Regions from separate parts of the Homo sapiens genome. Here region 1 is linked to region 2. Evidence: read pairs that join two places in POLR2A ChIA-PET (ENCODE). Cell type or tissue: MCF 10A. All regions are shown on one strand.

Region 1 (5,000 bases), 51 kb after region 2:
CAGGTAAGACACCCACACTCAATGAGCCTGCTTGTTAGAAGACACAGCAAATTCAGCACTGTTATGATTGCTGTCAGGGAATCCTTTCCTGACCCTTATCACTGGGTTAAATACCTGTCATGTGTACTCTCTATAATTCTCTAATGTCACCTGCCTAATGTTGCTCTTATCACACTGATATTAATCTCATGTGAGGGTACGGACTTTATCTTGTGTACTCTCATATCCCTGTCACCTAGCAGGTTATATAGTATACAGAACATAGTAAATATCTGTTAAATTATAGGATGGTGTATTATGTGAAAGCTATTACGCACTTTTTGAGTGCTCCCCACCACCACTTTTTTCCTGTCCCATGTATGCCTTATCCCAAGTAACCCATGTTAAGATTCTGGCATATAACCTTCCTGTTTTTTACCTCACACATATAATTATATGCACACATGCATGTACAATATATATGGTATGTGTGATTGCCATTATTTTACAACTTAAGATCATATCTTGCACACTTGCCTGCATTTTGTGTTTTACCCAGTAAACCCTTAGATTATTCCAGGTCAACCGGTATTACTTAAATTTATTCATTTTAATGATTACGTAAAACTTCATAGTGTTGATTTCCAATAATTTATTTAGTTGTTTCTCTATTGATGGATGTTTATTAACATGTCCCTGCACTATAAACAATGCTAGAGTAAGTATCCACACACACATCCTACCAGATTGTTGTGTTTTATATACTCCTCCTTACTCCAGTGTATGTACTCCTGGGAAGCTCTTCTATACACGAGCAAATGTATCTTTAGTTTAGAAATAGATAATGCCAAGTTGCTTTCTTGAAAGTTTAAACCAATTTATTTTTATCGGCAATTTATTAGTGCCCTTTCCTTACATCCCCTCCTGAAATTGTGTTGATTAGTTTTTTTACATACCTCAGTAGAAATATGAAGATATGTTTCTGACTCCTGGTGAGTTTATATGTCTTTTCATTCATATGTTTGTTGGCCATTTGTATGTGCTCCTATAAAGTTCTTTTCCCATCTGGGAGGTTCTCAGTTTTTCTTGTTAGTTTTAAAGCTGTTTCTATAGTTTAGATGTTTTCTACTATTTGTATTGTAAATATCTTTATCCAAATTTATATTTTGCTCATTGACATTGTTGATGATCTTTTTGCCATATAATTTAAAAATTTATATGTAGATATTTCTAACTTTTATACTTTCCGTGCTTTCATGGCTTGATTATGTTGCTATACTGTAGGAAAAAGCTAATCACTTTTATCTATTTATCTGTTATCCAGTCACATTACCAATTCTCTTATTAGTTCTAATAGAGTTCTTTTGTTTTCATTAAAGTCTCTTGGGTTTTCTAGGCATATACCATATATCAGCAAAAGAGTTTTCAATATCTTCTTTTTTTAACATTATATGTAATTCTTTTCTCTTAATTCATTTGCCACTCTTAGAAAAATGTTGAACAAGTCACATAGGAATAGAAAAAGGCGTATCAGAATATAAAGAGACAAATAAAGCCTGAAACATTAGTTACTCTAAATTATAAGTATTATTACCATTATTTAAATTAATCTTATGTTAGATAATTAAATGAGAATCAGGTAATAATTTTGATAAATTGTTTTATACAGATTTAATACCATAATAGTAAAAATCAAAACTCAATGCGGCTGGACATGGTGGCTCATGCCTGTAATCCCAGCACTTTGGGAGAACGAGGTGAGCGGATCACTTGAGCACTTGAGGTCAGGAGTTCAAGACCAGCCTGGCCAATATGGTGAAACGCTGCCTCTACTAAAAATACAAAAATTAGACAGGTGTGGTGGCGCGTGCCTGTGGTCTCAGCTCCTAGGGAGGCTGAGGCAGAAGAATCGCTTGAACCCGGGAGGTGGAGGTTGCAGTGAGCTGAGATTGCACCACTGCACTCCAGCCTGGGTGAGTGAGTCTCCGTCTCAAAAAAAAAAAAAAAAATTAAAACTCAATAGATGTATTTCGCTTTATGTAAAAGCCCATTGAAAACCTAGATTAACATAAAAGATCAATCAGAGTGATTATTTGCTATATCTAGGAAATTGTCAACAGAATGCCTTTAAATGGAAAATATCTATGGCGTCTTTGAAATATTTTTTCAGGCTGGGTGCAGTGCAGTGGCTCATGCCTGTAATCCCAGCACTTTGGGAGGCTGAGGCAGGAAGATCACTTTAGCCCAGGGGTTTCAGACCAGCCTTGGCAACATGGCGAAACCCTGTCTCTACTAAAAATACAAAAAATTATCCAAGTGTGGTAGCGCACACCTGTAGTCCCAGCTACTCAGGATGCTGAGGTAGAAGAATCACCTGAGCCTGGGAAGTCAAGGATGCAGGGGGCCATGATCATGCCATTGCACTCCAGCCTGGGCAACAGGAGTGAGACTCTGTCTTTAAAAAAAAAAAAAGTGTATATATATATATGTGTATGTATGATTTTTATATATATGTATGATTTATATATATAAATCATCTATATGTATGATTTATATATAAATCATGTATGATTTATATATATGTATGATTTATATATATATCATGTGTATGATTTATATATCATATATATTTATATATGATATATAAATATATAATATCATATATAATATATCATATATATGAATTATATATATGATTTATGTATATAAATTTTAAATATATATATTTAAAACTTAATTTGCATATAACTCTTCAGGTCTATTTCTATTGATTATATTTTAAAAGGTTGTCTAGCAAGACTGTGAAACAGAGAGCAGTGACTTAATTCCTCTGTGCTTCTTGCTAGCTCTTTGATTTTGGACAGTTAGTTAACTTCTCTGAACCTTAGTAATGTCAGTGAGAGACAGTTACAATGATGTCTAACCTATCTTACAGAATGATTGTAAAGTTCAAATGTAATAAGATAATGTACTCATATATGAAAGTGCTTGGAGTATATAGTGCAATACAAAGGTACAGTGGTTAGATACATAGATATCTCTGCTCTTGTCTTCTTTTTACTGATTTGACTGAGGTGCCATTTATTTATTTATTTATTTATTTATTTATTTAGAGACGAGGTCTCATTTTGTTACCCAGACTGGAGTGCAGTGATGCGATCTCAGCTCAGTGCAACCTCCGCCTCCTGGGTTCAAGCGATTCTCCTGCCTCAGCTTCCTGAGTAGCTGGGATTACAGGTGCCATGCCACCACACCCAGCTAATTTTTGTATTTTTAGTAGAGACAGGTTTCACCGTGTTGGCCAGGCTGGTCTCAAACTCCTGACCTTAGGCATCCACCCACCTCAGCTTCCCAAAGTGCTGGATTACAGGCATGAGCTACTGCACTCAGCCAGAGGTGCCATTTAGATAAGAAAATAAGAGCTTGATCACTTGAAGAACAAAATCTACAGAATAGAGCTAGGCAATACCAACATTTTCCAGGCAGGAAATTGCCCTTTGCTTTAAGATTACATTTTAGATAGAAAGTATTCTATTGACTCTTAGAGATAGGAAAGGTAAGCAGGAGTATTAAGAGTTCGTATGTGGGAAGGAGGCTGCAGATGAACTGCATGGGCAACTTGTTGACTGGAACTTTACATAGAATATTCCATGGATTTGTTTGAACATAGGTACTTTTTGCATTCTCTCTGAGTTTTGGTTTTAATTGCAGTGAAGGCTTGGTCCAGGTGTTTTTGTTTGAAGTACACTGCTAGTTCTAATTCAGCAGGTGAGAAATATTGGTGGTTTTAGTCAACTACTTGTTCATTTTTGAAGATAAATTTAACACTTTATTTTAACTTTTTATTTACATTTTTGATAACAGGTAGTATTTATGAAGATTCATGTGCTAGTCATGGTCCAATGAGTTTGGGAGAATTGGAGTTGGAGCCAAATTCTAAGCTGGTTCTTCCCACAACACTTCTGACAGCACAAGAAAATGATGTTAATTTACCAGTAGCCGCTGAAGATTTTTCCCAGGTACCAAATTAATAGCACTTGTATTTTACTTAAAATGAGAATTGAAACACTGTTGCCTTAGCGTGGTACCCCGTCAAGAGCCAAGCCTCTGGAGTCAGATAGCTTCAAATCATGCCTCCTTTATTTCCTAACTCAAGTCTGAATATAAATCTAGTTCACCCAAGCTGTGCCCTAGAACACATTACTTAGCCTCTTTTAAGCCTTAATTCCCTATCTTTAAATTAAAGAATAAAATAATGGCCAGGTGCAATGGCTCACACCTGTAATCCCAGCACTCTGGGAGGTTGAGACAGTGGATCGCTTGAGTCCAGGAGTTTCAGACCAGCCTGGGCAATGTGGCAAAATGCCATCTCTACAAAAAATACAAAAATTAGCTCGGCTCCTGTAGTTCCAGCTACTTGAGAGGCTGATGTGGGCAGCAGATTGCTTGTGCCCGGGAGGCAGAAGTTGCAGTGAGCCCAGATTACACCACTGCACTCCAGCTGGTGACAGAGTGAGACTCTTGTCTCAAAAAAAATGAATAAGTAAATAAAACATAAAAATAATATATATAAAAGTAAGGTAGCGATTTCATTTACATCTCTGTATCTGCATGCAATACCTAGCTCAGTAATTTACATATAGTAGGTGCTTGATAAGTGTTTATTACATTGAAATTTGTAAAAAGTGTTTCATAAGAAATGTATTGCATAAGAAATTTAATGCTGAGGTAAGCCAATGGCCCATGCAATCTTGTGTACTGAAAAAATAGGTTAATTACTCACCAAGATGTTAATCTAAAAAAGTTCAATATTAAGTAGTTTTTTATTTGTGTATTGGCAATTCGTTCAAAATTACCCATTTTGAACTAATTTATGAATAAGTATTCATGGTATTATGCAGCAGGACATGTTACGGATGAAACCAAAAAATACGTAAGATAAAGATTGTTTATGGAACACATGATTATGTGGGGTTCAGTATTACCAATCTGTGACCAAGCAATGATCAGGAAAAACTAGT
Region 2 (5,000 bases):
TTTCAGGAAATGTAAGACTATTGGAACAAATTTTGAATAATAATGATTCTTTGACAAGAAAAAGTGAATCATCAAACACCACCTCACTAACTAGGTCAAAAATAGGATGGACTCCTGAGAAAACAAACAGGTAAAAACAAGAGATTGGAATGAAAACTAGATTGAAAAGAGTTTTGTTAAGATTTTTCAAATTTCTTTGGGACTTTTAATAAATTATAGCATTGCTTCTTAAATTTATCTTAGATTTAGTTACTATTTTTTGATGCTAATATATCTTCCCCCTTTCTATAATATAGCTATGAAATGAATATCTCATTTTTTCAAAATGCAGGTTATTAATTTCTAACGTATGGATTATTCATTTCTGATTAAATGATATCTAGGATTTGTTTCAAAAATAATCCAAGATAGGTTAGGGGCAAGTAAGTTGGGAGTATAGATAAAATGAGGCTAGCCAAAAGTTAATGATTGTTGTAGTTAAATATTGGGTGTATGGGGTTCATTTTAGTATTTTCTCTATTTTTGTGTATATTTGAAATTTTACATAATAAAAAGTTTTAAAAAAATCAAATCTGGGCCATGATAATTATATTTATCTTCAACATCTTAAAAACTACAGTAATAAGAACTAGAGGAGCCATATGTTGAGTAATTTTATGTGGAGATATTGTATAGTCTATTTACATGTAATGTAATTACTGATAAGGTAGGATTTGTGTCTACCATGTTGCTTTCTATATGCCTTAGGTCTTAGTTCACTGTTCCTCCCTTAGTGCCTTCTTTTGTATTAGACATTTTCTGGTTGCACCATTTTAATTCTTTTGTCATTTTCTCTACTATTATTTTTTGAGTTATTTTCTTCGTGGTCACTCCAGGAATTACAATTAACATATTAATTTAAAGCAATCTAATTTGGATTAATAGTGATTTAATTTCAATATTATTCAGAAACTTTGCTCCAGTAAAGCCTTGTTCCCTCCCCTTTTCTTCTATTATTATCATACAAATTACATCTTTATACATTATAAGCTCATCTATGTAGTCTGATAATTATTACTTGATGCAGCTCTTTTAAATCAGATAGGAAAAGAAAAGAGATATGAACAAAAATACATATACTGGCTTTTATATTCAACTATATAGTTCATCTTTAACAGTACTCTATTTCTTCATATGGATTCAAGTTAGCCCAGTGTCCTTTTATTCCACCCTGAAGGACTCCTGATAGTATTTCTTATAGGGTAGGTCTGTTAGCAGTGAATTTTCTCAGTTTTTGTTTATCTGGTACTGTCTTAATTTCTTTCTCACTTTTTCGTTGTCATTTAAACAGACATTTGGTTTCTCATAGTTGTGGAAGCTGGAAGTTCAAGATCAAGGTGCTGGCCGGGTTGGTTTCTTTTGAGGCCTTTCTTCTTGACTTGCAGGTGGCCTCCCTCTTGCTGTCTCTTCACATGGTCATCCCTCTCTGCACACACACCCCTGGTGTCCCCTCCTTCACTTTTGAACAATAATTTTGCTACATACAGAATTTTTGGTAGATGTTCTTTTTCTTTCAGCATTTTGAATATGTCACCTGACTGCCTTTTGGACTCTGTGGTTTCTGATGAGGAGTTGTATGTTGGTGTGCTTGATGGTGTCCCACAGGTCTCTAAGACTTAATTTTTCTTCATCCATTTTTCTTTCCCCAATTATCCTCATATTCCTTTCCTCATAATCTCAATTAGCCTGTCTTAAAGTTTGTTGATTCTTCTGCCAACTCAAATATGATGCTGAGCCCCTCTAGTGAATTATACATTTCAGTTGTTATATTTTTCAACTGCAGAATTTCTGTTTGTCTTTTAAAAAAATGTTTTCTATCTCTATTGATCATTCTATATTTGGCAAGACTTCATTCTTATACTTTCCTTTAATTTTAAAACTGGTTTCTTTTAGTAATAGCTGATTTATAGTCTTTGCCTAGTAAGTCTAATATCTGGGATTCCTCAACAGCAGTTTCTTTTGACTGTGCTTTTTTCTGTGTTTGGGCTCTACTTTCCAGTTTCTTTGTATGTCTCATAAATTTTTGTTGAAAACTGGGCATTTTAAATAATACAGTGTGGCAACTCTGGAAATTAGATTCTTTCACCTCCCAGAGTTTATTGTTGCTAGTTATTGTTGTTGTTGCTGTTTGTTTAGTGACTTTCCTGGACTAATTCTGTGAAGTCTGTATTCTTTGTCATGTGCTCCCACTGAAGTCTCTGTTTTGTTAGCTTAGTCTGCCAGTGATTGGAAAGAGATTTCCTTAACTGCCTTGAACTGATAAGTCTCCCTCTCTTTGCCATGGATTACGTGTGTGTGTGTGTGTGTGTGTATGTGTGTGTGCGAGTGCATGCACATGCATGTGCTAGAGCATGCCTCCAGTGCCTGGCAGATTATGAGTCTGTTTTAGCCTTTCACTTCCTACTTGCACAGAGCCTCAAGGTCGGAAGTGAGTGATTAGGACCTTCCCAGGTCTCTCTTGGGCATGTACATAGCCCTGTATGTGGACTAGAAGGCATGACCTTCTAGATTCCTAGGAATATGTTGGAGCTTTTCAAAACTCCACTTTGGACATTTCATTGCCTAGATTTTTAACATTTGTTGACCACAATCTTGTTTGCCCCAACTAGTGTCACTACCTCACGCTGCTGAGATGTTAAACAATTGCCACCGTTTTTTGAAAAATGCCCTGGGGATACTTTCTCGCTGAGCTAGCAGTGAGTCAGTTCAAATAAAGACAAACACTATGAATGAGACTTTTAGGAGAGCTTGAAACCATTCTACTGTCTTTAGTGGTTGTGAGGCTGTTGGTTTTCGAGGCCGCCACAGAGTTGGGAATAGGGTCCCGAGAATGAGGCAAGTTAAAAAAATTCCATAAAGCTTGCTCTTCTTACCTAGAGTCAGCCATTTTTCTTGAATAAATGCTCCTGGGGTTCTTGCAAGTCTTTAATTTCCAGAGGTTAGAAAAACTTGATTTTGATGATTTTTGCTAGGGTTCTCATTGTGCTTATGGAGAAGCAGATTTTCAGAATTTCTTACTCCACCAATCTGGAAGTGCTTCTGGATGTTAGCTTCTTGAAAGCATAACCTTTTCCTGCTCCTTTTCTGCTACATCTAAACTTTTCTGGTTAGATAATTTTGTCTCTTGTGATTTTCTGTGTTTCATTTGTTTAATCACATAACTGATTAATTCCATAGTTCAATTTTAATAGGATACCATTTAGTAATATAGCTAAGACTGTATCAAAGATTTGTGTAATGAAATGTTTACTGAATTTACAACAATTTAGGAAACTTTTTCAAAAATCTTCTGTAGCGTTGAAACTCTACCTTCTCAAAGATTTCCTTCCTGTGAAGAGCTAGAAACAACTAAAGTGACTATGCAGAAGTCTGATGATGTTCTTCATGACCTTGGCCAAAAAGAGAAAGAAACAAATAGCATGGTCCAGGTAAAGTGGGAATGGTCTTAAAATTGATGATTAGTTAAGATAAAAATTAAAAAGGAATAAAAGAGTTATAAAGATAGAAATTAGGAGGAAGGATGAAGAAAAAGCACTGAAAAAGATATGTCAGCCACATCTGTTCCATTTATAAAGTATTTCCAGAGGCCTTCACCAAGTGATTTCTACTTATCGCTCCTTGACCAGGACTGAGCCATATAGCCACCTCTGGCTTCCCAGCTTCTGTTGGAAAGGGAGGAAGGGGAAAAGAGACCTGTGAGTGAATGGACTTCATTTATCCAATCCACAATGTCTGCCATTTCTTCCATACATAAAGAGCCAACTTGCTTATATTTTACTTTATTTTGCTTTCTTCAGCAGAGAGAGAGAGCTATTATTGGTCGCTGGACTGCTTAGCACTGCTATGGATTTCTCACCTCTATTTTATTTAACACTCACATTAGTTTTTTTTCTTTTCTTTTTTTGAGTCAGAGTCTTGCTCTGTCACCCAGGCTGGAGTGCAAGGGTGCAATCTCGGCTTACTGCAACCTCCACCTCCCGGTTCAAGCAATTCTTCTACCTCAGCCTCCTGAGCAGCTGGGATTACAAGGGTGTGCCACCACACCTGGCTAATTTTTGTATTTTTAGTAGAGACAGGGTTTCACCATGTTGGCCAGGCTGGTCTTGAACTCCTGACCTCAGGTGATCCACCTGCCTCGGCCTCCCAAAGTGTTGGGATTACAGGCGTGAGCCACCATGCCTGGCCCACATTAGTATTTCTAAATGGAGGAAAAACACTTTGATTGCCAAGTATTCTTTTGTAAGTCTTCAGTTTGACAAATTGAGTCCTTAGAATATATTGGTATAATGTATGGCCTCAACAATAGTGATAGCTGTTATTTTGATTAAAGGAATCGTTGTGAGTTTAGTAACTTTCTGGTCTTTTTTTCTTTTAAGCCAAAAGAATCTCTGAGTATGTTGAAGCTTCCAGATCTTCCACAGAATTCTGTTAAGCTTCAAACAACCAATACAACAAGATCTGTATTGAAAGATGCTGAGAAGATTTTGAGAGGAGTACAAAACAATAAAAAAGTACTTGAAGAAAACCTGGAAGCTATTATTCGTGCAAAAGATGGAGCTGCCATGTATTCGCTTATCAATGCTTTATCTACCAACAGGTAAGAGGATGTTGGCATCCAGGGTTATTTATGAGTCTGTCAGTTCCACTTTCTTCATAATTTTTTTCTAAGCACTGTATTTTCCTATTAGTTTTCATATTTTTAAAAGGTTCTTTATTGACTTTGAAGATGTGGAACTTATAAAGTTGGAATTTGGATATATATATATGGTGGTACTACTTTTTTCTGGTGGAAATTTTTCTTTTAATTTTTTCTTTCTTTGGTACATATCTTCTTGGATCCACATGTGCTTTTCAAACATTTATCCTTCAAATATTTGATGAAAACTAATACCATGAAAACAAATAGCAAAGGTTTTTCCTTTTCAGATGAAGGATATTAGGCCCCCATTCTACTATCCTAA

Evidence for each region. ChIA-PET counts read pairs that join two places held together with the same protein. Peaks named below come from ENCODE experiments on the same cell type or tissue, not always from the same donor. Only the 100,000 strongest peaks of a DNase experiment are listed, where the experiment ranks them.
Region 1: POLR2A ChIA-PET joins it to region 2 with 5 read pairs; 2 of 35 experiments call an interaction of 5 or more read pairs at or near these places.

Annotation. Positions count from the first base shown.
Region 1 is chr14:58,504,712-58,509,711 of GRCh38, forward strand. KIAA0586 reads left to right here. Exons shown (of 31, transcript NM_001329943.3): 28 at 3,844-3,998. Among named protein-coding and RNA genes, the nearest start is that of KIAA0586, 79 kb to the left of the region's middle. In MCF 10A, no CTCF peak of the experiment used is centred here; no DNase peak of the experiment used is centred here.
Region 2 is chr14:58,453,344-58,458,343 of GRCh38, forward strand. It overlaps KIAA0586, which reads left to right. Exons shown (of 31, transcript NM_001329943.3): 9 at 7-130; 10 at 3,359-3,467; 11 at 4,416-4,636. Among named protein-coding and RNA genes, the nearest start is that of KIAA0586, 28 kb to the left of the region's middle. In MCF 10A, no CTCF peak of the experiment used is centred here; a DNase peak (open chromatin) is centred at 2,718.